4 separate regions of the Mus musculus genome follow, and all the other regions are linked to region 1. Evidence: chromatin loops called from intact Hi-C (ENCODE). Cell type or tissue: left cerebral cortex. All regions are shown on one strand. Links, peaks and the distances in the headings refer to the core of each region. The heading gives the core; the rest is flanking DNA.

Region 1 (7,458 bases), core at 1,119-6,118:
CCCACTCCCCAGGAGTTTATTAAAACTGTATCAGATAAAGGAAATTATTGGGGCAGAATTAGACCAAGGACCAAGGGGTGTGGCTCACTCCTGCAGTCCATACTGCTGGATATAGACCAGGCCAAATGGCTGCCTTTGCTTTCCAGAGTACTGGAATTTAAGGTACAAGATACCATACCAGGCTTCTACACTTCTGAGGATTTAGTTTGCTTTTAATGAAGTTATAGTGGGTTGTTTCTCGAGACCGGGTTTCCCTGTGTAGTTTTGACTGTCCTGGAACTTGCTCTGTAACCAGGCTGGCCTCCAACTCAGAGATCCCTGCCTCTGCCTCCTGAATACTGGTGTAAAAGCACGCACCACTACTGCCCAGCTAACAGTATTTTTTGTTTGCTCTTTAATTTTTTGTCTGAGATTTGAGATCATTAATATGCATTGTTGTCAGTTTTAGCACTTAAAAAAAATGAGGGTTTTTTTTTTTTGTTTTGTTGTGTGTTTTGTTTTGAAGGGTGTGTGTGATGTGTGTACGTGCAGAGGGGGGAGGGGAAGAGAAAGAGAGACTGACTGAGGCTGTCTTATATAAGACAGTGGGCCTTTACTTGGCTATGGAAATGGACTTGGAACTCTGATTCAAGCTCCCAAGGTGCTGAGGTTATAAGCAAGCACCACCAACCACACCTGGTTTAAGAGTTCTTGCTTTAAGATGTTCTATTTGGGTGGATAAGTGGACACTTTAAAGGTCCATCTCATAGGCATTTAGATTTTTGGTACATATTTTCAAATTGCTCTGTGGAAAAATTAAAACAATATACCCTCTGTCACCAGAATGTTTCCACACATGCTAATCAACATTAGATATTTATGAATACATATAACATATAAATTAGATATCCAAGTCTCATGTACTAGCATATACCTAAAATTCTAGAATTTGAGACAGAGAGGTGTTGATCTGGAGACCTTATCTTTAAAAAAAATAAAGCATCCACATACAAATATAAATTATAGTTTCTTTACAGCTTTCATAAGTGAAAAACAACTTCCTTTTTACTTTCATTTCTTGGCCTATTGATTATTCTCTCCTGGTGTATTCAATCTTTTTTTCTCACAAACTTGACCTTGAAAAGATTTTATTTTTCATTGTTTATCTGTGTGTGTGTGCTCGTGCAAGTGCTTTATGAGACTAAAAGTATGAGATCCCCCTTGGAGCTAGGTACAGCCAGCCAAGGCAGGTGCTTGAAACAGAACTCAGGTCTTCTGCAAGAGCACAGGAGCTCTTTGGTTGTTACACATTAGTCTTTCTGACAGTTTATTCTTTACCCTTTCCTTAAAATTGTTTAGTTTTCACTCATATATTCACATTTACTATTAGTATATAAGTGCTTTTTAAAATTTGTGCTTGAATTTACCTTAATCTGCTTATATTTTATCTTCTTTATCATCCTGCTGTAATTATCAATTCTTAAAACTTATCAAACTGATCAGTAACTTCATGCTTCTCTAAGCATTTTATTTAGATAAATTTAATCAACCCATACAACTTTATAAGGTAAATTCAGTTGTTATCCCATTGTAGCCCACACTTGTAGGTTCTTCATTCTTCTACCCTTCTCCACCCTTTTTTTTTTCTACCCTTTCAACCCCTTACCACTAGTTAGGTGAAAAAAGGATAGAGGGGAAAGGGGCTACATGATCGTTAGACTACTTCCTGCTGATTAGTGGTGTTGAGCTCCTTGGGGGCAAGTTTGCCATCAGGATATCGAATGTCTTTGAAGTGGAAACTTAAGGGTTCTTTTGAGAGTCAGTTGTGTTAGATGGTGTTTTGTTGGGGCAAACACGTAAAAGAGTGGTTTTTGTTTGTTGTTTTGTTTTTTTGAAGTGGACAAAGGTGAAAGACTAAGGCAGACTCAAGAAAGAACGTTTCACTAAAGCAGGCATAGGAGAGAGGATGTTCTGTTAAAACAAACACATGAAAGGACATGTGATGAGTCTTGTTAACAACACACATATATTGGGCAGTCTTATATAGTGTAGTTGAGCTCCATTTGTTGGGACTCCGTGCACTCCGGCTGATTGGATGCACACGCTGAGGCAGACCCTTGCTGAGGTAAGGCACGTGGAGGACACTTGATGTTTGGAGGGTATAAATAGGACTTGACAGAGTAACTGAAACAGCTTGGCTTGCTGGTACAGCTAGCTGTGTAACACTTGTGGGTTCGAGTCTTTGCTGATCTTTGCTTCCCTGAGAGAGGCACAGCTGAGAACTTCCCTTGATGTTTTTGTTGGTCTCTCCTGTTGACTCAAGTCAAAGCTGAGGTTGGATATCTCTGTTAGGTTGTATCACCATTACTGTTAACCAGACTCTATCAAACTAGACTATTGGTGTATCTATGAAGTGTTTGTGAGTGGATCGAGCTGTCATTATCTGTTAACCTGTGAACTGAACTGTCAATTTTCAGACAACACAGACGGGAGTTGTTCAAAAGAACTTTTCTAAATAGGTCCACTTTTTTTTTTTTTTTTTTTTTTTTTTTGAGACAGGGTTTCTCTGTGCAGTCCTGGCTGTCCTGGAACTCATTCTGTAGCCCAGGCTGGCCTCGAACTCAGAAATCCACCTGCCTCTGCCTCCCAAGTGCTGGGATTACAGGCATGCGCCACCACTGCCCGGTGTGGAGGTCCACTTTTTTAATATCTTTTTTCCCCTACTATCTTTGGTGGGTGGTGGGCTATAAGAGAGGTTAAAAGATTTTAAAACCACCATTAAAAATAAGATTTTAAAAAATTAAAGTTTTATTTCTTCTTGTTGTTATTTCTTCTTTGCACATGACTACTTAACAAACCACAAAGAGCAGCAACCAACAGCATCCAATCCCCAGACAGCATCCAATCCCCAGACAGCAACCAATCCCCAAACAGCATCCAATCTCCAAACAGCAACCTATACCACCTCTCGGGGCCCTAGCATTTACCTCTGAAAAGCCCCTAGAACTTCAAACATCACAGAATTGGAGAAACTATCTGCTGCTGGTAACACCGTGCCTCTGCTAGACCACAAGGCACATAGTCACCTGATAAGAAGCACCCCTAGATCCCCACATCTGTGATTAAAATGAAAACATTCCCATATTTGAGTGGCTTTAAAAAAAAACAAAATTACAAAATTACAAAATTCTTACTACATCCAATTTTTCCAGAAAAGGAAATTAAAGTTTCTTAAGGTCATGAGCTCCTGATTCTAAAGCAGGCCAGATAGAGGCTGAGAGGACTCCCAAAGGACCCCACAGTGGGCAGGAAGGTGGTCGCATGTTTTTAGGTATGTCACTTCATTTCTATCCCTGATTATCCTTCAACTCACCAGGTCTCAGTTCACTGGATAGTTCATCTCTCTTTAAAAAAAAGATAGATCATCATCTTTAAAAAAAAAAAAAAAAATTTAATGTGAGTGCTCTGCTGCATATACATCCTCAGGCCAGAAGAGGGCACCAGATCCCCTTATGGATGGTTTTGAGACATCTTAACCGGCTGAGCCATCTCTCCAGCCCCATCTCTTTTAATAAAATGTTATTTAATTTGTAGCCTGTTTCATAAGGCTTCAGTAAGAGGATACTTCCAGTTGATTAGCCACTGGCCTTCAGAGGGCTCCTTCTCAGGCTCTCTAAACAGGTAAAAACTCAAAAGTTTGGCCTTTCTTCACCAGTTAACTAAGGCTTCCTTGAACATCCAATGAGACTGAACAATGGAGAGTAATTCAGACAGAATTTGGCATTCTCATGTGTGCGCATGTGCACATATGTGCATGTGTGTGCGCGCATGTACACATATGTACATGTGTGTGCATGTGCACATATGTACATGTGTGTGCATGTGCACATATGTACGTGTGTGTGTGTGTATGTGTGTGTGCACATGTGTGCATATGCATGTGAAGGTCAAAGATGAGGTGATTTTTCTCAGTTTATGCCTACCTCATTTTTTTTTTTGGAGTATGTGTATTATAAGTCTGCACCACTTCTAGCATTTTTTTAAATGAATTCTGAGAACCAGACTCAGGTCTTCATCTTATATAAAAGCACTTTACCAACTGAGCCATCTCTCCAGCCCTCTTCTGAGATTTTTTTTAAAGATCAAACTCTAGTTATCAAACAAGCATGTTCAGAATAAGAAATCCTTAAAGGTGAGTAAATTACAAGTTTGCATCTTTAGCCAAATTTCCATGTAGTGCATCTGTCTAACTTACAGATTGCTAGCATCAATACCACCCATTTTGCACTGTAGTATCTGCCTACTAAGTCCCTAGACTTGTGGATCTTCCACTCCACACAACATACTATGCTCTAGCCATTTGTCTTTGAAACTTTCTCATTGGGTGATACATGTATGTAGCATAGCAGTAAAAGAGTCTTAAACTATCTAACACACTTGTGGGAAACCACATTACTCATCTTCCCTAGGAAGTACCACATACCTAAGCTCTTCTGAAGGAGACCTTCACAGTATATGACCCCTGACCTTTTTTTGGCACCCAGATTCCAATCATGTTGCTGCAGGTACACACATGGGTATTCACTTTTAGGGAACTCACTCAGCACTGCCTGAAGGAAAGTCATCATCTAGCCCATGGGTGTTACTTCATTTCCACCAAGCCCCACCCCAGCCCCAAAGAAACTTGTTTTAATCCAAAGTAGGATGAAGAATAGTCCCAGAATGTTTATGTCCTAATACCCAGGATCGATGATTATATTATTGTGCAAAGCAAAAGGGCATTTCAGATTAAGGATCCTGAGATAGGGATATTGTTCTAGATTACCTGGATATGCCCAATGTAATCCCAAAAGTCATTCATTTGATACAAGAAGGGGGCTCAGAGTGTACAGCCCCAGCCACAGATCTAAAAGCCCCTCGAGCTGAAAAACTTGTTTGAACACTTGGTTCCCAGTAGGTGGCGCTGTTTGGGGAAGTTGTGGAACCAGTGGGACTGTGGTCTAGCTAATGGAAGTGGGTCCTTGGGGGCAGCCCTTGAAGGTAATCCAATTCTGGTTCTTCCCCAACACTGCTTTCTGATCAGCTAGGATGGAAAGCGCTTCTGCCTCATGCTTCCACTGCTACTGAATCACCAGTCATCATGCCTTCTCTGTGTCCCTTGAAACCATGAACCCGAATAAACCTCTCCCCCTTACGTTCCTTCTGCCAAGCATTCTGTCACAGCAATGAGAGAAATAATACTGGGGGCAGAATGAGTCTTCCCTAGCATCTCTGAAAGCATCTGTGGGTAACCTGTAGGAGCCATTTCTCCAGAACTATAATACATTTGTGTTCTAAAGTATTTTATTAGAATATAATAGGAACCAATACAAACCCCAACAGAGAGCAGTGACTAGGTCCTCCTCATAGCCTCATGAGAAGGTTTTACAGACAGGCTTTAGTGGAAAATACCATAAAAAATGACTTACACTCCAGCAGCCAGAGGGGTCAAGACATCTCTCTAGATGGCCATCTGGAATGGGCCTGGCCTTGGTCCTACTGTTTACTGGCCACTCACTTTGGAGGGTACTTCCCTTTCGTGTCTACAAGAGGAGGAATGATAAAGAACATAGGGTGTGCAGAATAACGCCCAGTGGAGATATACAGTTACTACTGTTTCAGGCATGGAGCTGAACAGGTTTCTTCTAGTATCTTGGCTCCAAGGTGTTCAAATGCCTGAGGGTGGTTGGTAGATGATGATGATGGTGATGACGATGGTGATATGATACCACTCCTCACTCCAAGTTCCGGGGTGTCATGATGATAGAGTGATATTGACAGTGGTAGAAGCATTTATGAGATGGAAACCAGCATGACTTCTGTGGTGTTTTTTTTTTTCTTTTAAGAATTATTTATTTTATGTATATGAGTAGTTGTCTTCAGACACACCAGAAGAGGGCATCAGATCTCATTACAGATGGTTGTGAGCCACCATGTGGTTGCTGGGATTTGAACTCAGGACCTCTGGAAGAGCAGTCACTGCCCTAAACCACTGAGTCATATCTCCAGCCCCTGTGATGGTTTCTATATGCTAGGCCCAGAGTGTGGCACTATTAGAATGTGTGGTCCTGTTGGAGTAGATGTGGCCTTGTTGGAGTAGGTGTGTCACTGTGGGTGTAGGTTTTAAGACCCTTGTCCTAGCTGCCTGGAAGCTAGTATTCTGCTAGCAGCCTTCAGATGAAGATGTAGAACTCTCAGCTCCTCCTGCCCCATGCCTGCCTGGATGCTGCCATGTTCCTGCCTTGATGATAATGGACTGAACCTCTGAACCTGTAAGCCAGCCCCAATTAAATGCTGTTCTTATAAGAGTTGCTTAGGCCATGATGTCTGTTCACAGCAGTAAAACCCTAACTAAGACAACTTCATATCAGAACTTTTTTTCTCGTCCAAAAGCTAGTCACACGCCCCCCACTTTCCCACACCACTACACCTGGCATTCTTACATGGATTATGAGAACTGGGCTCAGGTCCTCATGCAAGCACTTTACTGACAGAATTCTCTCTCCGCCTGAGAGGTTTTACAAGTGTATTCTGCAACCAGAGTTTGGAGTCAAGTCTCACACTAGTCTTTGCAAGGGATCTAACTGGTAGACAGCACTTTCACCGAGCGAGAAAAGGGTACTCAGAGCAGTATTTAATGCCTGCAAAGGACTGTGGATTCTGAATCTTAACAATCCCGTTTTGTATTTTGTGTGATTGAAGGCCATACGGAGCCATGGAAGTACTGAAAGTATTCAAAACATTTTGATTCTTTTGCCTGCCTCCTGGGATTCAACACTCGACCCTCACAGGACTCAGCTGAAAGGGGTTCACATAGGCACTAGCAAGAAGGATGGAAAGTCCTGTCATACTTAACATGTAGCCAGTAACTTTGTTAAGGCTGAAGGCTCTTCTGAAACCTATGGTCAGAATAAGGAGGGTGATAGCAGAGGCTAGCCCTGGAAGTGAGATTGCCTCCATCTCCTTGTTTTTATCCAAGGTACAAGAGTTATACAGGATTCTTGAAAAGGCTATTTGCTCTAACTTTCAAAGCATAGCATCCCTACCACCTCCCTTCGTTCCCTCCTACATAGCTATAAGTATAATCTCCTTACAGCTCTATCTGGCCAAAATTTATAGAACATTTAAAATCCCAGATAAGTGAATATATCTTCATGTTTTATTGCACAGGCCTGAGATAGAGAGAAACAATGAGACCCTTAGTGGTGCCTTCTCCAGCAAACAGTCAAAGAAGACAGTCTTGGGGGTTCTGGGAAGTCTACAAATTTCTTTATTGCTTTTTTGATAATATAAAATGTAGTATTTGCAAACAGATCTGAATCACTTCAATCAGGAATTTCATTTAATTTCATTTAAAAATTAATCACAGAGTTTTAAATTATTCAATTTGCAAACAAATCCCATCTACCTCAGACACTAATTCCACTGCAATCTTCATCA
Region 2 (7,458 bases), core at 1,189-6,188, 160 kb after region 1:
GAAAATATAGCTGGGCAGTGGTGGCGTATGCCTTTAATCCCAGCACTTAGGAGGCAGAGGCAGGTGGATTTCTGAGTTCGAGGCCAGCCTGGCCTACAAAGTAAGTTCCAGGATAGCCAGGGCTATACAGAGAAACCCTGTCTCGAAAAACCAAAAAAAAAAAAAAAAAAAAAAAAAAAAAAAGAAAGAAAGAAAGAAAAAGAAAATATAAAGGTAATTCATGCTGCAAACACCAAATACACAAAACCCTCACAGAAAAAAGGGAGGCCTCCAAAAGGCCAGTTAACACACACCCTTCCAACAGCATAGGAGACAGTGGAATCCCTCCCTCTAATTTATCTAGCATATCAATTGCTATCTCTCTGAACTCCAGAAGAACTCTAAGCACATCTTGACTTAGCTATGCACTCACATACCACAAGGGATCTGAGCGCAGGTCTCCCAGAAGGACTACAAATTCTGAACAAAATTAACATTTTTCATATGTATAGTTGTGTGCATGTGTGTACATGTGTGTTATGAGTTGTACAGACCCTTATAGGCTAAGCCAAGAAATAAACATTACTTAGAAAACTATGTATTCATTTGGTTTTTCGTTTGCCAAATACTTATTGAATGATATTAGGTCTACACACTGTTCCAAGCACTACAAACATAGCCAAGGAGTCCCAGGCTGGGTGTGTAAGACACAGAGCATATGCTTACCAAGTGCCAAGTCCTGGATTCTATCCATAGCAAAGAAAATCCCCTATCAGTTGGGTTTGGATATTCTAAAATAGGTCAATATGACTATATAGGAAATAGAATGAACTACATGAAGCTGGCTATCATCAATTCTATATGGCCAACTTTATATAAGGAAGGCAATTGCATTTCTTTTAGGGCTTAGATTTGTATATTATTAGAACTATCTATGTGAGTCAGGGATTTTATGGTTTTTCTTACTAAGTAAACATTCTGAAACCACAATAAGTCAAAGACTGTTAGCAGAAGGCACCCAGACAGATATTTAACATTTCCTTCCTACATGGCACATAAGGAGAGTATTCTGGACTATTCTTTTTCATAAATAAATAGTAATAGGAAAATAAAATACAAATTGACCTGAACTGCTGTTTGGGACTTGTTCCCCATCATGGTGGGTAAAGTGCCAACGGGCAATCATCAACAGGAGCAACACGAATGCACAGTAACACTTACTGCTGGCCGAACATGGTGCTTTACATTGCACCAGGCTCTCTAACGACTTCTCCTTTGCTTAAACCAATGAACTAAAAACCAGTAAAATAGATCGGAGTATATACAAGAATTTAAAGCTCATGATGAATGCTGGTAAATGGCTCAGCTGGTAAAGGCTCCTGCTACCAAACTTCACAACCCAAGTTTGATCCCTAAGACCACAGGGTGGAGAGGTGTGTCCCATGACCTTTGTACGTGGCCATGGCAGACATGCCTTCAAACAAATAAATAATGCAATTAAACTTCATAAAGAAAAACACATGCAGATCAGAAAGTAATAAGGAACTGTCTCTGTGGCTTAGGTGGCTCAGTGGGCAAAGTGCTTGCTACATAAGCATGAAGATCTACATTCAGATCCCCAGCACCCACATAAAAAGCCCTACATGTATGGTGGCACTGTGCTTCTATCCCCAGCACTGAGGGTGCGGCTTGTGGAAACAAGAAGACCCCTGGAGCTTGTTGACCACCTATGTTAGCCAATTACTGTTTCAGTTTCAGTGAAAAACTAATGTAGAGAGAGAGATAAAAGACATCTAACACTGGGGAGCTGGAAAGATGGCTTATTTTACAAGAGTACTACAGCTCCTACAGAGCACTCCCAGGGCAGCTCAAACAATCTATACCTCCAATTTAAGGGATCTGATGTCTCCTGACCTCCAAGGGTTTCTGCACACATATGATACACAGACATGAACTCAGGCACATACAAAAAGACACATAAAAGAATTAATTAAATAAATATAATTTTTAAACGTCAAACATTGACCTTTGGGCTCCAATGTGTGTACTTATGTATACACATATGTACATCCAAATGAAAACAAAAATAACAGAATATCACTATATAGCCCAGGCTAGCCTCTAATTTTGTTCTTTTGCCTCAGCCTCCTCATGGGATTACATGTGCACCACCACAACTCTGAAAATGATTGATTGCTCAATGTATTTGAGAAAAATTTAAATTAGGGCTCCAACGCAAGCCATAAACTGGCATAAATCCCACTGTTTTGAAGGGATGTGGGAATTTGAGACAGGGTTTCATCTAGCTCAGGCTGTCTTTGAACTAGCATTGCAGACAAAGATGACCTTGAACTCCTGATATCCCTGCTTCTGCCTTCCAAATGTTAGGCTTACAGGCACCACAAACCATCAAACTTAGTTAATAGGAATTTTTTAAAGTACCACAATTAATCGGTCTTACTCCAAAACCATGAAATATCTATATACCAAAAATGTGTAAGTTGGTGGGGTGAAACATGTTGGTAATCACAGCACTAAGGAGGCTGTGACAAGAGGATCTTAAGTCCAAGGCCAGCCTGAGTTACACAGGTACACAGTGAGATCCTGTCTTAAAGAAAAGAAAGAAAAAGTTTGAACAAATTGCTAAAGAGTAAACAATTTGCTGAAGAAAAGTATTTGTTCCAAACTACAATGACAAAAGGTTATACAACTCCATAAAGAGTTCACATATGAGGAAAGAACCCCAAAAACATGTTTAAAATAGGCAAAGATATAAGCATGGAAGTATATCGCAGTGGTAGAACACTTGCTTTGCAAGTCTAAAACTCTGGATTCAATCCACAGCACCAGAAAAGGGGGATTGGTGCCCCAAGTGAGGGATAAGACAGAGGACAAAAGCTAAGAAACATGAAAAAAAAATCAACTTTACAACTAATCAAAGAAATAAATACAATTAAATATCTTGCTTATAGTTTTAATGAAAACAATTATGTGTATACACTATTGGTAGATGCAAATTAAGAACACCTCTGAAGCAATTTGGCAATGTATGTATGCCAGAGGAGTTAAGAAACTGTGATGTCTCACACCTGGAATGCCAGTAGCTTGAGAGGCTGAGGTAGGAGGACTGTCAAGAGTTCCAGTACAACCTGGGCTACCATGAGCTGTAGGGAAGCCTGGGCTATACAGCGAGACTCTGTCTTTAAACAAACAAATAAAGAAGAGGCAGGAAAGATGGCACAGCAGTTAAGAGAGCACACCGCTCTTGTACAGGATCCCCGTTTGGTCCCCAGCACTCACAGTGGGTGACTCACAATGCCTATGATTCCAGCTTCAGGAAGATCTGATGCCTCTGGCCTATATGGGCACCCACACTCACACACACACACAATTAAAAACAAGTCTTAAAACAAAAGCAGATTTGTTAAGAAAATCCAAAGACTAGATATATAAAACAGATGCTCAGCACATCAGTTCAATACCCAGCACCAAAAACAAAATAAAACAAGTAAATACTGTAAATGTGGGGGCTGGAGATATAGCTTAGTGGTAGAGTAATTCCCTGACACTGTTTGAGGCCATTGGTTCCATCCTGAGCAATGCAAAATAAAAAATAAAAATAAACCCCAAACCCTTAGGCATAGGTCCAAGATCACCCTCAGACTCTCCACTAGGGGAAGAGACTAAGAACAAATTGTCTGTGCTCATGCCTATGAATTTACAGAACTTTTAGATTTCAACCATCTTCTGTTCTTTTTTTACTTACTAGGCACAGCTCTGGGCCATTTCAAGTACCTGTCTACTGAAGTCTTAATAGGCATTGCCTCTTCCTGGCATCAAAAGCAGCCATTTTAGCAGAGGTTGGTGTGGATACAAACAAAACGAGTAAGTTAACACACACCTCACCCCAACAAACATGTCTTCTAAAAACACAAATGTCAGCAGACATGTCTTGTAAAATACTAATGTTAAACACACACACACACACACACGCTACTTCTAATTTCCTGCAGGATCTCAGGCAAGTTATTTCGTATCTGGAACTCCACCTTCTCTGTAAGCTGTGAGCCTGTTAAGATCCAGGCGACTTGTGAAGACCTGCGGGTCCTAATTAATACTGTGGGTCCCCCAAAGATGTAGTACTGATGGTCCTTTTCTGGGTCCAAACCCCCAACCCCGAAGAGAAGATCCAGGCACCCGGGGGGAGGTGAGTAGTAGAGGAGAATTCGAATACAAAGCCATGTGAAGATGTGCGTTCTCCGAGCAAGAGTCCGGAGCTGTCAACAGGGTCCATGGCTGAAAGAGCCTATAGACTAGAATCTCGGAGCTTTTCCCATTTTGTCAAACTCCAAGGTCCCGGGACTCCCGAGCCTGTCCGCACCTTCAGCTCCGGGGGCTAAGCGGGGCTTGTCTCTCGTCTTCCTGAGCCCCAGGCGGGGCTTTCTGCGCTCAGGCTCTGTCTGGCCAGCTGCTACCTTCTGCCTCGTTCCCCAAGCATTACACGAGCAAGACCCAGCCAGTCACTCTGGGCGCCGCCATGTTGGCAAAACAACAACTTTATCGAAAGGGGAGGCCGCGGACACAGACAGGAGAGGCGGAGCCAAGAGGGAAAGGCGAGATGCGGGAGAGACAGCGCTGACTCCGCCCCCAAGCTGCTCGCCCAGGGCTGACCCCGCCCAGGCCTCGCCCTCTACGCCTGCTATCGGTACAAATTCTGCTTACCGGATTGTCCCGGTCTTACAATTAGAACAGAAACGAGGGAGATGCTAAAGGATGAAGTGACAGGTGGTTAAAAGAGCTCTGGGGTGGTTCAAGGCCAGGGTTTGAATCTCAGCGTCACAGAAGCTGCTACTGGGCTGGCTTGTCTGACTTTTTGATCCATTATGGGCCTGGTGAGGATTGAAGCACTTTTCATCCATCATATCAGGTGATCTTCTAGCCCCAGGAGGAGAATTACCTAGCCCGGAGTAGAGCGGGGAACAAAATGTACTGACAGGAAAACAAGCTGTCTGACCTCCTTCCTTATGGGGTTAATGTGCCCCATCGCCCAGCACGCACTGCATGGAGCAAGAGCTTCTTGCCTTGTAATAAATCAAGGAATTGCAAAGGAACAATGGTGTAATTACACTCTATCTTTTAAAGGAAGAATCTTTTTAAGGCCACATGTGAGAAGTGTACTGAGATTTGCAAATAGTGCAAAATGGTTGCTATCCAGTAATAGCGGGGGGGTGGGGGGGGAGGGGGGAAACAATGTCTGAGTGCCATCTCTTCCTACAGGGCTAAAATCAATTGTAGCTTCACAGACAATCCATCCCGTCACTGTATGTATAATCTCCATCTTAGTTTCTGTCCTTACATGGGTCAATGCAGTCCATAAGGAGACCAGCAGGGGTGTACACTCCTACAGAATAAAACTTCATTCTGTGTGCCACCCAGGAAACATAGGAAGCTTTTGTCCATTTCCAAGACTTCAACGACGACAACAAAAACAGTCTCCTGATCATTTAAAGCTCAAAACACCAGGTTGTTCTAGACCAGCATCAAACCTCACCTGGAAACCAATTCTGTGCCACCATTGCCCTGATACAGTTCACACTAGGTTTCCACTGCACTGGCTTCCCATCCCCCACCCCCAGAAGTGCCCTCCTTCAATTTCAGCTGACTCTCCCCATACTCTTTCCCCCCACACAACCCCCTCCCATCCTCACCCACCCCCCCAATCCTCCCATAAAATCTAATCTACCTTCCCAGGTCGGTTCCTATGTCTCCCAAGACCCCTCCTCTTTACATAACCTCTCTGTTTCTAGATTGTAGCTTGATTATCATTTACTTAATGGCTAAAATCCTAAAATCCCCTTATAAGTAAATACATACCATATTTATCTTTCAGATTCTGGGTTACATCACTTGGGGTTTTTTTTTTTTTTTCTAGATCCATCCATTTGCTTGCAAATTTCATGATGTCACTTTTTTTTTTTTTTTTTTTTTTTTTACAGCAAATACTCCATTGTGAAAATGCACCACATTTTCTTTATCCATCCTTCTATTGAGGGACATATGGATTGTTTCCAGTTTCTGGCTACTATGAAAAAAACAACAATGAACATGGTTGAGCAAGTATCCTTGAGGTAGGATAGAACATGCTTTGGGTATAAGCCCAAGAGTGGTACGCTGGGTCTTGAGGTAGATGGATTCCCAATTTTCTGAGAAATCAATATATTGATTTCCATAGTAGCTATACAGGTTTGCACTCCCATGATGGAAGAGGGTTCCCTTGTTCCACATTCTGGCCAACATGAACTGTCACTTGTGTTATTGATCTTAGCCGTTCAGACAGGTATAAGAAGGAAGTAGTTTTGATTTAGCATTTCCTTAAGAGTTTCTCAGCCATTTTAGACTACTCTATTGAGAACTCTCTGTTTAGATCTGTACCTCATTCTTGAATTGAATTGTTGGGTTTTTTTGTTTTTGTTTTTCTTTTATTGTTTTTCTGGTTTTTTTGTTTGTTGTTTGTTTGTTTGTTTGTTTTTTGATATCTAGTTTCTTGGGCCCTTTATGTATTTTGGATATTAGTCCTCTATCATATGTGGAGTTGGTAAAAATCTTTTCCAATTCTGTGCCCTCCTCCCAGCCTTGAGCAGGCTGCTCAGACCTGGCTTGCCACAGTGCTAGTCCACCTAGGGTGGAGTCTTCTGACCTGGGTAAAGTCTTTTGACTGCCACGTCTGTGGTTTCCTCAGCTGAGAGGCTGAACCTGTTCTCCTGACACTATCCTGACAAAGCAACAAGATCCTGGCGTGGTAGGGGATGGGTCCCCCCCTTTATAAGCTCAGACTCTTAAGTAAACATTGGCCTTGATCAGAACTTTGTCTTGGCTCGTTATTTCTCTCGCAGCCTTTCCCATCCAAAACCCCATGTTTCCTTTCAGGAACCCGGGAACCTGTGGTCGCTGGTGGCTACAGTCTCCTTTGTTTCACAGAAGCTTTTCAGTTTCATGAGGTCCAATTTATTAATTGTTGATCTAGTGACTGCATTATTGGTGCTCTGTTCAGAAAGCCATCTATTACACCAAGGCATTCAAGGCTATTCCCCACTGTCTTCCCTATCAGGTTCAATGTATCTGGTATTATGCTGAGATCTTTGATCCACTTGGACTTGAGTTTTATACAGAGTGATACATATGGTTATATTTGCATTCTTCTACATGCAGATATCCAGTTTAACTAGCACCATTTGTTGAAGATGCTGTCTTTTTTCCACTGTGTATTTCTGGCTTCTTTATCAAAAAACCAGGTGTCCATAAGTGTATGAATTTATGTCTGGATCTGCAATTTGATTCCATTGATCAACACATCTGTTTATATGCTTTGAAATTGAGAATGGTGGGGCATCCAGCAGTTCTTTTATTGTTCAAGATTGTCTTAGCTATCCTAGGATTATTTTTGTTTGTTTGTTTGTTTTTCTATATGGATTTGAGAAT
Region 3 (7,458 bases), core at 860-5,859, 370 kb after region 1:
TCTGTTCAGGGCCTGCAAGAGGCAGATGCTGAGATGGGGTCGTATGTGAGGGAGATTTCAAAAAGGAAGTGGCTGCGAAGAAAGGGGTGGGGGAGCCTATATCATGAGAAACAGAGAAATGCAAGGGAATGTGGCTGTTTTATATTTATTTATTTTTGAGATAAGTCTCTTTATGTCAGCCAGGGAAGAATTAAACTTGCAGTCTTCCTATATCTGCTTACCAAAGGATAGGATTTCAGGGTGTCTGATCCTGGATCGAAGCTGAGACTTTGTTTTGTTTGCTTTGTTTGGTTTTGTTTTGCTTGGCTTTACAAGACAGATTTTTTGCTGTGTAACCCTGGCTGTCCTGGAACTCACTGTCCAGACTGGCCTCCAACTCAGAGATCTGTGTCTGCCTTCCTAGTTCTGGGATTAAAGATGTGTGCCATCATGTCTGACTCAGCAAGAGATTTTTGTTGTTGTTTGTTCGTTTGTTTGTTTTTCAAGACAGGGTTTCTCTGTGTAGCCTTAGCTGTCCTGGAACTTACTCTATAAGCCAGGCTGGCCTCAAACTCAGAACTCAGAGGTCTGGCTGCCTCTGAGAGGTTTTTAAGAGCCTCCATTATATATCCTGAGTTTTAATGTAGGAATGTGCTTTCCTGATAATTCATATTAAAGGACAGAATTGAAATCTTAATCATAAACCATCTTAGCTAGTGCTTCATGGGTCTTTCAGTGGCTCCCTTCATCAGGGGTGATTTGGGGCCACAGGTCACATTGGCCATGTTTTCAGACAATATAGTTGTCCAAATGGGAGCAGCTACTGATGTTTTGGGTGGGCAGAGGTCAAGAACACTGCTAACAGCCTTCAACACACAGAATGCCCCATACCCAAGTGTCCACTCAGCCAGCAACAGCAACAGTGCTGAGGTTCAGGAGCTCTTCTTGGCTTCTAGGACCTTTTGCAAGAAAACCAGTGGAATAGGCATCTTGAGTGGGCATCAAGTGAGGGACATTCTACAAAGACCTGCTCGGTAGACATCTGCATTGTGAGCTTCCCCATGGAGAAGCTCGCTGAGCCAATCCAGTAGAGCAGAGCTCAGACAGCCCTGACCTAATACAGAGCAGCTGAAGTCAGGCTGCCTGAAGAATAACTTCTGTTCAGAGTTTTGCTGAAACTGGAGAAGTCTCACTCGGTGCCTGCAGAATCACAACCTGTTACTGATTGAAATGACAAGCACCCCACCACACACATACCTTGCAGAAGTTACAAAAACAATTCACAAAAGGCTTGGACGTTAAGCCCTGATGCCAAGCAAAATACTTTGCACTCAGTGACATCCAAGGCAGACATGCTCACGCCTGTCCAGCCATCCTGTCAGTGGAGTTTGGAATTTGAATTTTCTTTATTCAGAATTTTCCGAGTTTTGTCAACGGTCAGTAGAAAAGTTCCTCATAAACACTGGATAGAAACAGTGAGAGAACATTCTAGAAGTCTGCATATTGACATCTCAGAGACATTCCACCTAGAAAGTATGACCTGGAGAAATTAAAAAGAATGATTGCTGTTGTTTAAACTATAAAACACGTTAAGGACACCTCTAACTCCTATGCTCTGTGTTTCCAGTGCACATAAGCATCAGCTCTCGGGGAACCGTGGAACACTGTGGATGTCAGAGCACTACACGGACTAGATGGAGCCTGGATTCCAACTCTGTCCACTTTGTTCTCAGATGGTATCTGATATGCAAAAGGTTCTGCCCAGGCAATGAGACAGCATTGCCTGGATCTCCTATGACATCAGGGGTTAGGTCACCCGTGGGAAGCACATGAGGGTGGAGGCAGAAATATTTCCTCCTCATCTCTGCACTCTAGATGGTATATTCTATGGAGGCTGTGTCCTTCACTCAGACACATCTGTGGATCCACTCCACAACCACAACCCGGTCCTTCTGCCTCCCTGGCTACTCCTTGCTTTTGTAGAGTTCAGAGGACTACATTTTCACTTTGGCTGGCCCTGCCTTTGAGCTTGGCTCTAGCAGCCCAGTGTTCTCTATTGCAAATGGAACAGAAGAAACCACGGTTTTGAGTCTGTGTCTTCCCCCAAGGCCACAGGACTAGAAAGCTGCAGAGTTGGACTCTAAGTCAAGAATTCCTTCCTAACCCAGAGCTACTACTGTAAAAGAACTAAAAAGCTAGTTCATGGTTTACCCAGTTAAGAAAACCCTAACATTTAGAGCAAGCTCAAATTACCCTTGCTATTGACCTGGTATTTAAACTTGCCTGTCTTCATCCAAAACCACTTTCCTACTACATTGCTTAGCTTTGTTTGTTTGTTTGTTTGTTTATTATGTATATGAGTATTTTGCCTGTATGTACATCTGCACACCAGAAGAGGGCATCGGATTCCAAGGAACTACAGTTACCGGTAGTGGTGAGTAGCCATGTGTGAGCTGGGACTTGAACTCAGGAGCTCTGGAAGAGCAGCCAGTGGTCCTAAACACTAAGCCATCTCTCCAGCCCAGCTTAGCGCTACTCTTAACACAAAAATAGAAGAGCAACTCGAAGGACCAAGACCAACCTCGTCCTATTGTCTCTGAACTTCAAAACCCAAGAATTACACCACAGGAGCTGGGTGGGTGGGGAAGAGCGAGCAAGGCAGGTGCTTGGCCATCTTAGGCCCCGGGTTTAGGCTAGTGGACTGTTTGGAGGCGTACTTTGCACCCAGCTGCTTTCTACAGAGGACAGAATCTCACAGAGTTCATCTTCAGCCAGCTGAGAGACCTTAACCTTTCCTGTAGCAATGTAAAGAGTTGTATTAGTGTAGCTGTATTCACAGTGCATGAGACAACAGCGCCTCTTGGTGGAGAAGGAGGGAGTTGTTCTGAGAGTGGGTTTATCCAACTTGATATAACAACCTATGCTCATGGGTCACTGGCTCGTGAAAAGCAAGTAAGGAAGAAACTGGCATCAGGCCTCAGAAATAACCCGAAAACTCCGAATGGAATTGTATTTTTATACAATTCTGTATTTCCAATCACAAACACACCAACACCAAGTGCTGTCTCCCCTTTTAAATTCATTCATTCATTCATTCATTCATTCATTCATTCATTCTGTGTGTTTATGTTTCGCTGGAGTTTAAACCCAAAGTCTTAGGCATGCTAAGCAATCATTACAACACTGAACTACAGCTACAACAAATGCCTCCACCGGCACTTGCGAAAAATAAAAATGGAAACTGTTGGGGTGACTAAATTGGTAGGACTGAAAACTGTTTTATGACAGTGTTGAAACCTCAGAGACTTTTAAGGTACAGGTCAAAAGGGTTTCATCATTGGAAAGTATCTTGTATAGTGATCAGCTAACAACTTAGGCTCTTTGCAAAGGATTGAAAAGTAACAAATTAGCAAAATGATTCTCAGTGGGTCTTAGAGCAGCCCACCACGGGAAGATCGGGGGTTGGCCTTTGCGGAGGGAGGATTTCCTGAATGAAACCTGGAACTCAAACCCAGAGTCGACCTGGACAATGCAATGTTTCTTTCTTTAAAAAGAAAGAGAGGGAGGGAGGGAGGGAGGGAGGGAGGGAGGGAGGAAGGAAGGAAGGAAGGAAGGAAGGAAGGAAGGAAGGAAGGAAGACACAGCTGGGAGGTCAGGTGGACTGAGTTTGGAGTGCGCAGGTGTTCTAACCCTGAAACACTACAAGCTGATGAACAGGAAATCATTCTCTTTGCCACACTGCCCTCTTCCGATGGAAAAAGGCAATGTTTATCACCTGCCTAGATCGCCTTTCTACCAAGACCCACAGCTTCTTGGGAACAGCACGATTTCCATAATGGTGGTTAAAGAAATCTGACCAGAACTCTTTGGAATCAGAGCTCTTAGCTGGCTGACCATCCCGAGAACAGGCTTCACTCTTAACACTAACAGCTGTGGCTCCTCACTCTGCCCATGACTTGAATCCCATACAACGATGTCCCAGTGCTAGGCAGTCTGGTGGTGACATATACAGCTCCATACAAGCTTTCTCCTGCCCCAGTCAATCACACTATCATCAGAGCTGGGTCCACAGAGGTGGTCTAGGCCAGGTCACACTATAAGCCACTTGAGGAAGGGGAGGCATGAGGCTACTGTGTTTCATTTTTGGAGAGTTCTCGTCATGTGAGACCAGTATTCCATGGTGGTGGGAAGGCCCAGGCCTGTAGAATCAGCCCGGTTATAACAACACATACTGTCCTGGGTGAAAAAAAAATAAACCAGACTACATATAAGTTCCTGCAGTATGGTAGGCTCAGTGATTCTCTGTGCTGATAAGAAGCAATGTGGAACCCCTGGCTGGCTGTAAGCAGTGGGAGGGAAAGGAACACACTAGCCAGGCAGTGTTGGCAACTGTTATATTTGGCTCCTGGACCAGCCTCCTGGGACAATAGAGGCAGATGGGAATCTTCTTGGGAAGGCTTGATACTCCACTCATCCTTTACTCCACAAAAGCCCCCTGCATGCCTATGTTTCTCCCAGATGGATCCCCAACAAGAGAAGGGATAGCCCCACCCCATATCCCAAACATGCCTGCCAGAATTGGAGTGTGTGTTGTAGTCCAGCAGAGGGAATTAGTCTCTACAGAAAGCAGACTGGAAATGTGACTAAGGCTCTCCTGGGTTTGGGGCCAGGCTCCTGGGATCTTCTTCCCGCCCTAATCTGCCGACCAGCCAACTTCAGGAATTCTTTTTTTTTTTTTTTTTTTTTTTTTTTTTAAGATTTATTTATTTATTATATGTAAGTACACTGTAGCTGTCTTCAGACACTCCAGAAGAGGGCATCAGATTTCGTTATGGATGGTTGTGAGCCACCATGTGGTTGCTGGGATTTGAGCTCGGGACCTTCAGAAGAGCAGTCGGCGCTCTTAACCACTGAGCCATCTCGCCAGCCCCCAACTTCAGGAATTCTGCACCAACTTTATTTGCAAAAACCAAGCAGAGAGAGGAACAGAAGGTCTCCCCGCCCCTCTGGGCCCTGCAACAACTTGTCTCTCCCTGAGAACCACCAGGCCCGCCCCACTCACCAATGTTCAGCTCAGCCCCAACGCCCCCCCACCCCACCCCGCCCATATAGCAAGCTCACAAGCCCCACCCTTCAACAGCCTTCTGCTCTTTGTGGTTCACACCCCTCCCTGGCCCAGGCCCAGCCCCTCCGCTCCGGGCTGGGCTAGTAGCGGCTGTACTACACAATGGCAAACTGGCAGATGTAGGGCAACTGATCGCGGCATCGCTTGTCGAACCACTTGCCGTTGGCTGCGCCAGACAGGGCGGCGCAGTTCTCGGCTTTGCCGCCGTCGGGTTGCGTCGTGATCTCCGTCTCCCAGTTCTTGTAGGCCAGGAGGCCGCCGGTCATGTCCACCCAGGCGCCTTCCGCGGCCATGTCGTTGAGGCCCAGCCAGATGTTCGCATCGTTGCCCACGCTGTGGCGCGCGTACTCGAACAGCGCCTCGTTCTCTAGCTCTGACTGCGGGGTGCCCAGCGTGCCCCCTTGCGAGATGCAGTCCTCGCTCGCCTCATGGAAGGTCTTCGGTTGGGTGAAGGCCAGGAGGCACTTCAAGTTCACCTTGGTGCCCTTCAGGCACACTGAAGGGAGAGATGGCTGTCACAGAAGGTTTGGATGCTCCGAGGCCAAGAGACCTCTTCCAGGCTGACTCCCACCCTTCACCCCATCCCATCCATCTCCTGAAGCCTGCTTGCTCTCGCCTCAGGACCCTGCTGTGGCAGACCCTGAAGAGCCCAGTAAGAAGGGACATGGTGCCCTGCTCCTGGAATGGACACACCTCTGCTGCAAAGGGCGACCTAGCCAGGGTCACTGACTTCCAGAGATAAAGGGAGTGAAGAAGTCACCTGGTCCCTGATAGTTTCCCCTCCCTGGGATCAAGCTACTAGCTCATACTGCTAGACATTTACCTACTAGAACTAGAGACCCCACTCTGGTTACTTAGTATCTACCACTCCTGTCTGAGGGCCAGCAAGCTTCTACACAGGGGATCAACACAGGGGACCTCTGCTCAGACCAGGTCCCTGGCTGGGTGAGTGGAACTGGGACTTCAGGAGCATTTGTGGAAAAAAAAAAAAAAAGATGGTAAGGAATGGCCATTTCAAAAACTACTCTAAACTAGAGTGTTCAGTGCAACACTGGTCTCCCAGGTTAGGAGGAAGGTGCCCATGGTGAGCTTGATGTTGCAGCTTGTGTTTAGCTTAATTTCTGCATCAGACAGATGGAGTGTGTGGTTTTTGCTGCGGGGTCACATATGTCAGAGCTCCATATTGGCCCTGCCCCTTGCACTTAGCCATTCCACCCAGCGAATATTAAAGAGAAACATTCCCATGTCCCTGAGGGATTTGACAGCTAGGCCTCATAGAAGTGTTTAGTCACAGACTCTAAAGCACACCCACAACACACAGATGCATCGTATACACAGCCCAGAGCCAAGCACACACAAGGTATGCTCACGGCACACTATAGAACAGAGCAAGGTCACAGGGTGGGTAGAGAATGAGAATAGACACATGCAAGATGACCGTGATGGAGAGGGACAACTAACTTGAAAGAGGACTGGCCTGGCAGAGTGGATGTCCAGTCTGTTTAGGCTTCCCCAAGCAAGAAAGTAAAAGCTGGCTCTCCTGGCCACTAGAGTGCCCAAGCTATGAGGCCCTGGTCCTGCTTTGCCACTCCCCAGCTGGGTGACCATGAGAATCCCTCTGCCTCAGACCATCTTTTATTTTTTTAATATTTTATTTTTAGAAGTTTTTTATGTGTATATACATGTACCTGTGTGAGTGTATATCACATCTGTGTGGGGTTGTCCTCAGGACAGAAGGCATTAAATCCCTTGGAGCTAGAATTATAGATGGCTATGAGTCACTATGTGGGTGCTGGGAACTGGTTCAGGTTCTATGGAGAAGCAGTTAGTGCTCTCAATGACTAAGCCATCTCTCCAGCTCCAAGATTTTATTTTTTTTATTTATCTTATTATTATTTGTTTTTGTTTTTGAGATAGAGTCTCACTGTATGACCCTGAGTAGCCTGGATCTCATTTTGTAGACCAGGCTAGCCTTGAGCTCACAGAGATTCGCCTACATCTGCCTCCTGAGTGTTGGGATTAAAGACATGAGCTACCATGCCTTATTTTTATTTTTAAAGTGTGTGTGTGTGTGTGTGTGTGTGTGTGTGTGTGTGTGTGTGTTGGTAGTGTTGGTAGTGTTGGGGGTTAATGCATGTGACATGAAGTGCCCATGGAGGACAGAAATCGTTAGGTCCTTTGGAACTGGAGTTACAGGCAGTTGTGAGCCACCAGATGTGGTGATAAGAATCAAACTCTGGTCCTCTGTGAAAGCAAGCATCCTCAATAGCTATGCCATCTCTCCAGCCCCCGTCAGCTGGCAGATCTTTATACTGGGACTGACAGATGCTGGCCTGGTTGCTGAGATTCAGAGA
Region 4 (7,458 bases), core at 1,220-6,219, 74 kb after region 1:
CAAACAAAGCCCCACGGTCCTCCCAGAGTCAGCCACTACTTCTTTCCGGATCTCTGATGTCCTGAGCAATGGCGGCAGGGCCGCTCAGCAGTTGCTGCCTGCCCTGGGATGGGCATCAGCGCACTGCCTTCAGGTCAGCAAACTTGCTGTGACAGATATGCCTGGGGCTACCAGGGTGCTTAAAGGTAGTTGCCACTACTAGTGAAGCTGGGATCTCATGAGGACAGGTGACAGTGGCAGTGGCAGTGGCAGTGGCTGCACAACATGCTGGGGAACAGCCCTGCAGCACAGCCAGCTGACAGCTCCTCACCTCGCCAGGTGTGTGTTAAGTATTCCAAACATGTTCACGGACCTGGGGAAGCAGAACAGGTCACACTGGTGGCTCTGGGTGACACAGCTGACCAAATAAGTTGGGTATAGATAGACGCCTAAACTCTGACTACTGGGTTGTGTATTCTCAAGAGTGGGGACACAGCGGAGACAACTGGAGGCTTGTGAAAAGCAGATGTGGAGACTTGCCCATGTAGAAAGGAGAAAGTTGAGCTACTGCCTAGGTCCTGGGTTCTACATGTCCTGCCTCTGTTACTTAAAGGTAGTTTGTTAGGGCTTTCATCTGCCATGACTGTCCAGATCCACTGCTATAAGACATAGGGAGAAACCAGACAATCCTCAGATAAAACGGACTCCTCCCACAGTCATTGGCTTTCACTCCCCAAATCTACCCCAGGCAGATCATAAGGGCAAAACCAAAGCTTTGGAGAAACAAATCTCGTGAGGGAAGTCAAGCAGCAGGGAGTGGCTGGTAGGCTGCATGTGGTCCCCGTAGCCAGGCATCATCTTGATTGAGGGAGGAGGACTGTGTTCTAGAAAAACTTTTCAAGGAATGTTAAAGAAGACTGGCCTCTTTGTAGTTCAGCAGGCCTAAGTAAGCCCAGAGGGTTGGTCTTTAAGGAAACAGTTGTCCAGAGGCCTCACATTATCATCGGCACAGAGCCTGCAATGGTGTGGATTTCCGGGCCCCACCACCAGCAAGTGTAGATTGAGGACTGGGAATGTGCACAGACTCTGGGACTCCCCTCCACCCCCATCCCCACCACAGGGACCCAAGGCCCCTGAACAATGGAGAGCTAGTGCCTTGGAGAGGGACAGAAGTCTGGACAAGATGACTTCTAGAATTCTCTATTACTGTTTCCAGCAAGAAACACTTCCTTCCCCAGTTCCTTCAGAGCCCAGGGCAGCCTGTAAAGGAAGCAGGCAGACTCACTCTTTACATCCCACAAGATGTCCTTCTCAGGAGGGGCTGCAAAGAGGATGTAGAGCCGGATTGTGTCAATTCCATATTGGGCCACAATCTCCTCAGGGTCCACCCCATTGTGTTTGGACTTGCTCATCTTCTCCCACGTCACCTCTAACTTCTCTTTTGTTTTTGCACAAACAGGAGCAGGACCTAGATGCCAAAAGAGTATTCAAGAACAAGACATGATGGGCAGGGTAGAAATTCCATATTTTGAACTTTGCTTCGAGGCCTGTGGGCAAAGATCCTGGAAGACTCCGCGCTCTGAGTCTGAGGCTCTCTCTAGCAATGGGCTGTCAAACAAAGCTAGACAAGGTAGAGATGTCCAAGCAAACACTCTGTTACACAGGATGGGGCTGGGTATCAGGGTATAACCAGTCCCAAGAACAGCCTGCAGAGGCCTTACCAGGATCTTAGACTTTACACCCAGGTGGGGTCCAATAGCAGATACTAAAAGCTTCCTAAGAGCTTCTAGACCTTCGTTCTTACCTGTCCGAGCCAGATTGGGCCCTCCTTACCTGTGAAATCTATATCCTCCTTCTTCAGACACTGTCCAGATGGAAGGCGGAATGTCTGTCCCTTAATGAGGCCTTGGGCCAGTAGTTTATGGAAAGGTTCCCTGAGGAAAGATCACAGGGAAAAAAGAGAGGGGGAGATGGAGCAGCCAGGACTCAAGGCATCCAGAAATCATCACTATGGACCACACCTTAGAACAGGATCCTGGGATATGGTGTTAACATTAAGTCAGAGCAGCAGCCAGGTCCACTTTGCACTGAGCTGAGGTGGAGAGAGCACAGGCCTCAGATCTGGAAGGCCTGGATCTCACCAACTTCTACCTGAGCCACAAAAGCCACTTCCTTGCTCTGGGAGTCCAGTTTGCCAACCTATAAGATGGGAGGAAGAAAAACTTGCCAAGTTATGGATGGGAAGATGGGTTCAAGTGACTGCATGAAAACAGAGCCCGTGTCAGCTGCCCATCAGGCACAGCACAGAGGGGCCAAGAGGGAGTACTGAAGGCTGTCCTTGTGAAGGGTGCTTACTATTTCCCTTAACACAGGACCTGCTTAGACTGTCTTAAAGTTTTAAATCTAATGAGTTGGACAGGAATGGGTCATTTCTGTTAAAATCAAAGGATTATCTACCTGTTCTTCCTAGCCTATTACACTCTAAGGAGACAGCTACCAACAGCTGGTGTGTGTGTTAGTTGCATATCACGTGTGGTGGTTTGATCAGGTTTGGTTCCCATAGACTCATGTGTTTAAATGCTTGGCCCATAGGGATTGGCACTATTAGGAGGTGTGGCCTTGTTGGAGTAGGTGTGGTTTTGTTGGAGGAAGGATAACACTGCGGGGGTAGGGCTTTGTGGTCTTATATTTGCTCAAGCTTCACCCAGTGTAGAATTCCAGTCCCCCTTTGCTGCCTTCAGATCAAGATATAGAACTCCCAGCTACTCCAGCAGCATGTCTGCCTGCACACTGCTATACTTCCTGTCACACTGATAATAGACTGAACTTCTGAACCTATAAGCCAGCCCCAGTTAAATGTTTCATGTGTAAGAGTCGTCTTGGTCAGGGTGTCTCTTCACAGCAATAAAACCCTAAGACACCATGAGAAAACAACATGACCAAGGCAACTTATAAACAAAAGGATTTAACTTGGGGCTCATGATTGAAGAGGGTTAGAGTTCTTGACCATCACAGTGGGGAAGCATAGCAGCAGGCATAGTAGGTCCTCCAGAAGAGAAGCCAGTGAACATAACTGCTGAGCCATCCATTGTTCCAGCCTGTGCTCCAATAAACTTCCCCCAATCCCTCTGACAATGTCTCGCTCTGAAGCCTTGGCTGGACTGGAACTCTCTATGTAGATTAAACTCGGAAATCTACCTACCTCTGTACCCTGGGTGCTGAGATTAAAGGCATGCACCACCACAGTCACTACAATGGTTTATTCTTAAGAAACACTCAAATTCTTTACCCTATATTATTTTATTTTCGAAGAATCTGCCTGATTCACTTGATGCATTTCAGCAAGTAATTCCAGACACCATCCTATGCAAGTATTTCATGTTGCTCTGGACAACTAGAGATTCGTTCAGTTATACTGCCATGGCAGACCTTCCAACATCCTAGCTCTGGGGTGCAACGTCACTGACATGGGGTTGGGGGGGAGGGGTGGGCAGGTATTGGGAGCTTCTACTCAGGGAATCAGAAAACCAGAAACCTAACCACAAGTTATAAACCAGAATAGTCTTGCAGGCTAATCCCAGAAGATCCTTACTTCATGTTCAAGGTTATCTGATTTAGGCGAGTACTGGCCCAAGTGGCCCCTGCCCAACAGCTATGGGTAGGTAGTAACAAGGAGGAAGACATTTTCTAGTAGATTCAAGAGAGCAGATGGGGCAGACAAGAGAGTGAGAGAGATGAGGGCCAGGAATATTTCTGATTTTTGTGTATATCAGTCCCATGCTGCACCATAATTTCCTCAGGGTCCAGGTGCTAAGTACATGTTCTGCCTGAGATGCATCCCACCGTCCTGTTCTAAGGGCTTTTAGTGAGTATGTATGTATTTGTGTGTGTGCACACGTGCATGTAACACATGCATAGGAGTAGATGGAAACAGTGGTGGGAGACTGGAGAGATGGCTCAGTGGTCAAGAGCAGCGGCTGCTTTCCAGAGGTTCTGAGTTGAATTCCCAGCACCCACATGGCAGCTCCCAACCATCTATAATGGGATCTGATGCTGCCTTCTGGTATACAGCTATGCATGCAGACAAAGTTCTAAAACAAGTAAATAAAGTAAAATAAGTAAATAAATCTTTATAAAAAAGAAGCAATGGTGAGAGATAGGGCACATTTACAAAGGTGGAAAAAATCAAGTACTGTTAACATTCAAAAAGAAACGCTGTTATTTATTATCTATCATTGGGGTTTTGTTTGGTTTTGTTTTTTATATAATCAAGTGACCCACCACTGCCACCTTCTGGGGATGTGTAGAATTGCAACTTGCCAGCCAGACCCTAGAACTGTACTCTAGCTTTTAAATCTCCCTCTCTCCCTTTCCCTTCTTTCTCTGTCTCTGTCACTGTCTCTCTCTCTCCCTGTCTCTCCCCCCTCCCTTTCCATCTGTCTTTCCTTCTTCCCTCTCTCCCCCTTTCTTCTTCCCTTTCCCTCTCCCCGTCCTCTCCCTTTCTCTTTTCCTCCCTCTCTCCTCTCTTCTTCCCTCTCCCTCCTCTTCCTCTCACTGTCTCTATTTCCACCTCCTCTCTCCTTCCTATGTTCAAAGAAAACTGTCAAATGACATTTAACAGTCACACTGAGAAGTACACTAGTTCTGGGGTAGGTACACCTTGATGAATCTTCATGACAGACACCTGTGTAAACACAGACACGCAAACAGCACCTAGCATGCCGACCCACTTCCCCCAGGCACTCTGTCTCCTCTGCCACCTGACTAGTTTGACTACTACCAGAATCACTTACTTTTTTATTTCAAAATTACTTCAAACAGTTTCTGAGTGAGGGCCCAAGGCTGTCCACACTGGTCCTTTTCCCACAATTGGCAGGTCTCCTGTAGAACAGCTGCACCAGGACTAAGACTCTGATAATGAATGTGTCTCAATCTCTGAAATTTATGCTACTAGATCCATCTAGACCCCAGCTTCTCCAAGTTACAGCCCAGCAGGCACTGTCTCAGACAGATGATTTAGTATAGGGATGATAAAACTTGGCATGGGAAAAGGGGTAGGAGCTGGAGAGATGGCTCAGTAATTAAGAGCACTGGTTGTCCCAGTGATTGCCAGCACCTATAAGACATCTTACTGTCTTTAACCCCAGTTCCAGGGATCCAATGCCTTCTTCTGGACCCTGGGGCACTGTACATATGTGGTGAACAGACATGCACACAGGCAAAACACCCACATAAGTAGAATGTTTTTAAAATTGCATGAGTTCCAGTGGCCTGGCTATGGTCCCCCAGGCTCCCCTGAGCCTCAGCAGCACTTCATTTCTGCAGACTTCTCTGAGCCAATGTGATTCTCCTAGAAAGGCAGATGTGGTCTACTAAGAATGAGAATGAGAGACTCTTGCATCCCAGTACTGTCTTCCAAGAGCAGGAGGGTGGCCCAGATTCTCCTGACCCCTTCAATTGCACCTTGGAGGCAGATTTTTTTTTTTTTTTTTATCAACAGTGAAATATAACCTGTGTAAGCAGGAAGACAAGTGCTGGAATCTTCACCGTTTCTAGGTTAGTCCAGGTTCCTCCTCTGTCCTACCTTTAAAGGGTGGAAAGAAGGAAGAGAGCAAGCAAGCTCAGGATATTCTAAGCATAGATTGACAGGTTACTTTTAGTGTTATTTATAATGAATACTGAAGCCCTGGACAGACAGCTGCCCACTCCTCTGACTGCACCAGGTGGCTGCTGATGCAGAACCAAGAAACCAAGTTGAGGCCTGCCCTCACCCAAAATTACCAGGATCCTCCCTGGGTCTCCTTTTTGCAGACTATATTCTGTAAATGGCTGCTTTTTAAAATTATTATGTAATCACTGCCAAAGTCTGGCTGGGTGTGGTGGTGCACACCATAAATAATCCCATGGCTGGCTGTGGTGGTGCACACTATAAATAATCCCAACACTGAGGGAGGAAGAACAAGAGTTCTAGGCTGGTCTGGGCCAGGTGGTGAGTACAGAAAAAAGGAAAACACATAAAATTACCATGAGACCATGACAGTAAAAGGACACAACCCACAACCAGCAAATCTGTTTTCACAGATACAAAATGCAAAATGGACTGAGTAGCAGATCCTGAACCACAAGCATTTTAACTAATTATCTGATGGGCCCAGTGATATCAATTTTTAGTGTTCTGATGCAGAAATGTTGTTCTCATACATCAAAGTCTCTGGGGGTAAGAAGCAGAAGGCCAGTTTCAGGACTCAGTTGCACCCAGCATGGTTTTCATACAGTAGAGTTCTAACCAGAGCTGGCAGAGTGGATAAGGGTGGAGCCTCCAGCACCCTCATTCTAACGAAGCTAAATCTCTGTCTGCTTTATGGAGAATCTGAAGGTTATAGACGTAGTTTTAGGTTGAGACAGGGCCAATCCTACTACCTTTGCCCTCTGAGTAGTGGGATTCCAGGCATGTACAAAAGTCAAACATTCTTATCTATCAAACCATTTAAAATAGGGCAGGCAAGATGACTAAGTGCCTGAAGATGCTCGAGGACCTCAGTTCAATCCCCGGGACCTACATGGTGGGAGGAGAGAACTGACACTGCAAGTTGTCTTCTGAACCCCAAAGAAAACAGACAAGCACAGGCCCACCCTCGTGCACACACACATAAACTAATACCTTCTCACTATGCAGCTCTCGAAGGCCTAGAACTCAAGAGATTTGCCTGCTTCTGTCCCAAGGTAGGGAAATATATATCTCTATCAATCAACCTATCTATCTATGTTGACCCAAGATTTCAATGTTAGGACTGACTCTTAAGATATACTTCCCTTTCTTGCTGAGAAATAAAACATCACTCTTTTAAAAAATAATAATATATTACAAAAATAAGTAAATGATTTAATCAATTATGACACACTATGCAGAAATAAAAAATGGGAAATATGTATGTTTTGATGGAGAAAACCATCAAAATTTCCACAAAGTCAAAAAAAATCAAAGACTCTATTCAAACCACCACAGTTATTTGTTAGCATTTGCCAGTAATACTGCTTTCTTTAGCTACTTCAATCAACAGCACACATATCTGCATACGCATTTCCTTTCTTCAGCCCTGTCAATGCCTTTTACATACCAAGTTTATTTCACTTTTCTATCAATTATATCATTTAAGTATTGTTTCTGCAGTTCTATGCTATGTTTATTTTCTTGTAACGGTATCCCATAAGCAATTCATAAGTTGATCATTAACAAATACTAAATATACTAATTTAAAATATTATGTGATTAATAATAAGTAATTCTTAAAATTTTATTTGATGTGTATGAATATTTTGCCTACATGAGTATCTGTGCACTCCATGTGTGCAGTGTGCACAGAGGCCAGAAGGGGGCACTGGATTTCCTGGAACTGCAGTTACAGGTGTTAGTCACCATGTGTGTCCACAGAATCAAACTGGGTCCTCTAGAAGAACAGCCATTGCTCAGAACTGCTG

What was found. A loop is a pair of places that touch in the nucleus more often than their neighbours do. Peaks named below come from ENCODE experiments on the same cell type or tissue, not always from the same donor. Only the 100,000 strongest peaks of a DNase experiment are listed, where the experiment ranks them.
Region 2: it touches region 1 in a loop (2.4-fold over the local background); 8 of 42 quality-filtered maps call a loop at or near these places.
Region 3: a loop joins it to region 1, with 11 times the contacts of the local background. A loop is called at or near these places in 17 of 42 quality-filtered maps.
Region 4: it touches region 1 in a loop (7-fold over the local background); 24 of 42 quality-filtered maps call a loop at or near these places.

What each region holds. Positions count from the first base shown.
Region 1 is chr9:123,521,360-123,528,817 of GRCm38, reverse strand. Limd1 (LIM domains containing 1) reads right to left here. Exons shown (of 8, transcript NM_013860.2): 8 at 7,266-7,458. Among named protein-coding and RNA genes, the nearest start is that of n-TRacg2, 4.4 kb to the left of the region's middle. In left cerebral cortex, for the core only: CTCF peaks have their summits at 3,486 (motif pointing right) and 4,937 (motif pointing right); DNase peaks (open chromatin) are centred at 3,482 and 5,012; H3K27ac peaks cover 194 bases.
Region 2 is chr9:123,364,010-123,371,467 of GRCm38, reverse strand. Lars2 (leucyl-tRNA synthetase, mitochondrial) reads right to left here and starts at 4,541. Exons shown (of 21, transcript NM_153168.3): 1 at 4,361-4,541. In left cerebral cortex, for the core only: CTCF peaks have their summits at 3,640 and 5,383; DNase peaks (open chromatin) are centred at 3,788, 4,570 and 5,372; H3K4me3 peaks cover 1,495 bases; H3K27ac peaks cover 1,028 bases.
Region 3 is chr9:123,154,889-123,162,346 of GRCm38, reverse strand. It overlaps Clec3b (C-type lectin domain family 3, member b), which reads right to left. Exons shown (of 3, transcript NM_011606.2): 3 at 4,915-5,600. The coding sequence ends at 5,200. Among named protein-coding and RNA genes, the nearest start is that of Gm23323, 3.8 kb to the left of the region's middle. In left cerebral cortex, for the core only: CTCF peaks have their summits at 2,834 and 3,730; DNase peaks (open chromatin) are centred at 3,749, 4,382, 5,234, 5,397 and 1 more place; H3K4me3 peaks cover 488 bases.
Region 4 is chr9:123,447,200-123,454,657 of GRCm38, reverse strand. It overlaps Lars2 (leucyl-tRNA synthetase, mitochondrial), which reads right to left. Exons shown (of 21, transcript NM_153168.3): 15 at 1,813-1,913; 16 at 1,265-1,447. Among named protein-coding and RNA genes, the nearest start is that of Gm40586, 13 kb to the left of the region's middle. In left cerebral cortex, for the core only: a CTCF peak has its summit at 4,277 (motif pointing left); DNase peaks (open chromatin) are centred at 4,265 and 5,869; H3K27ac peaks cover 304 bases.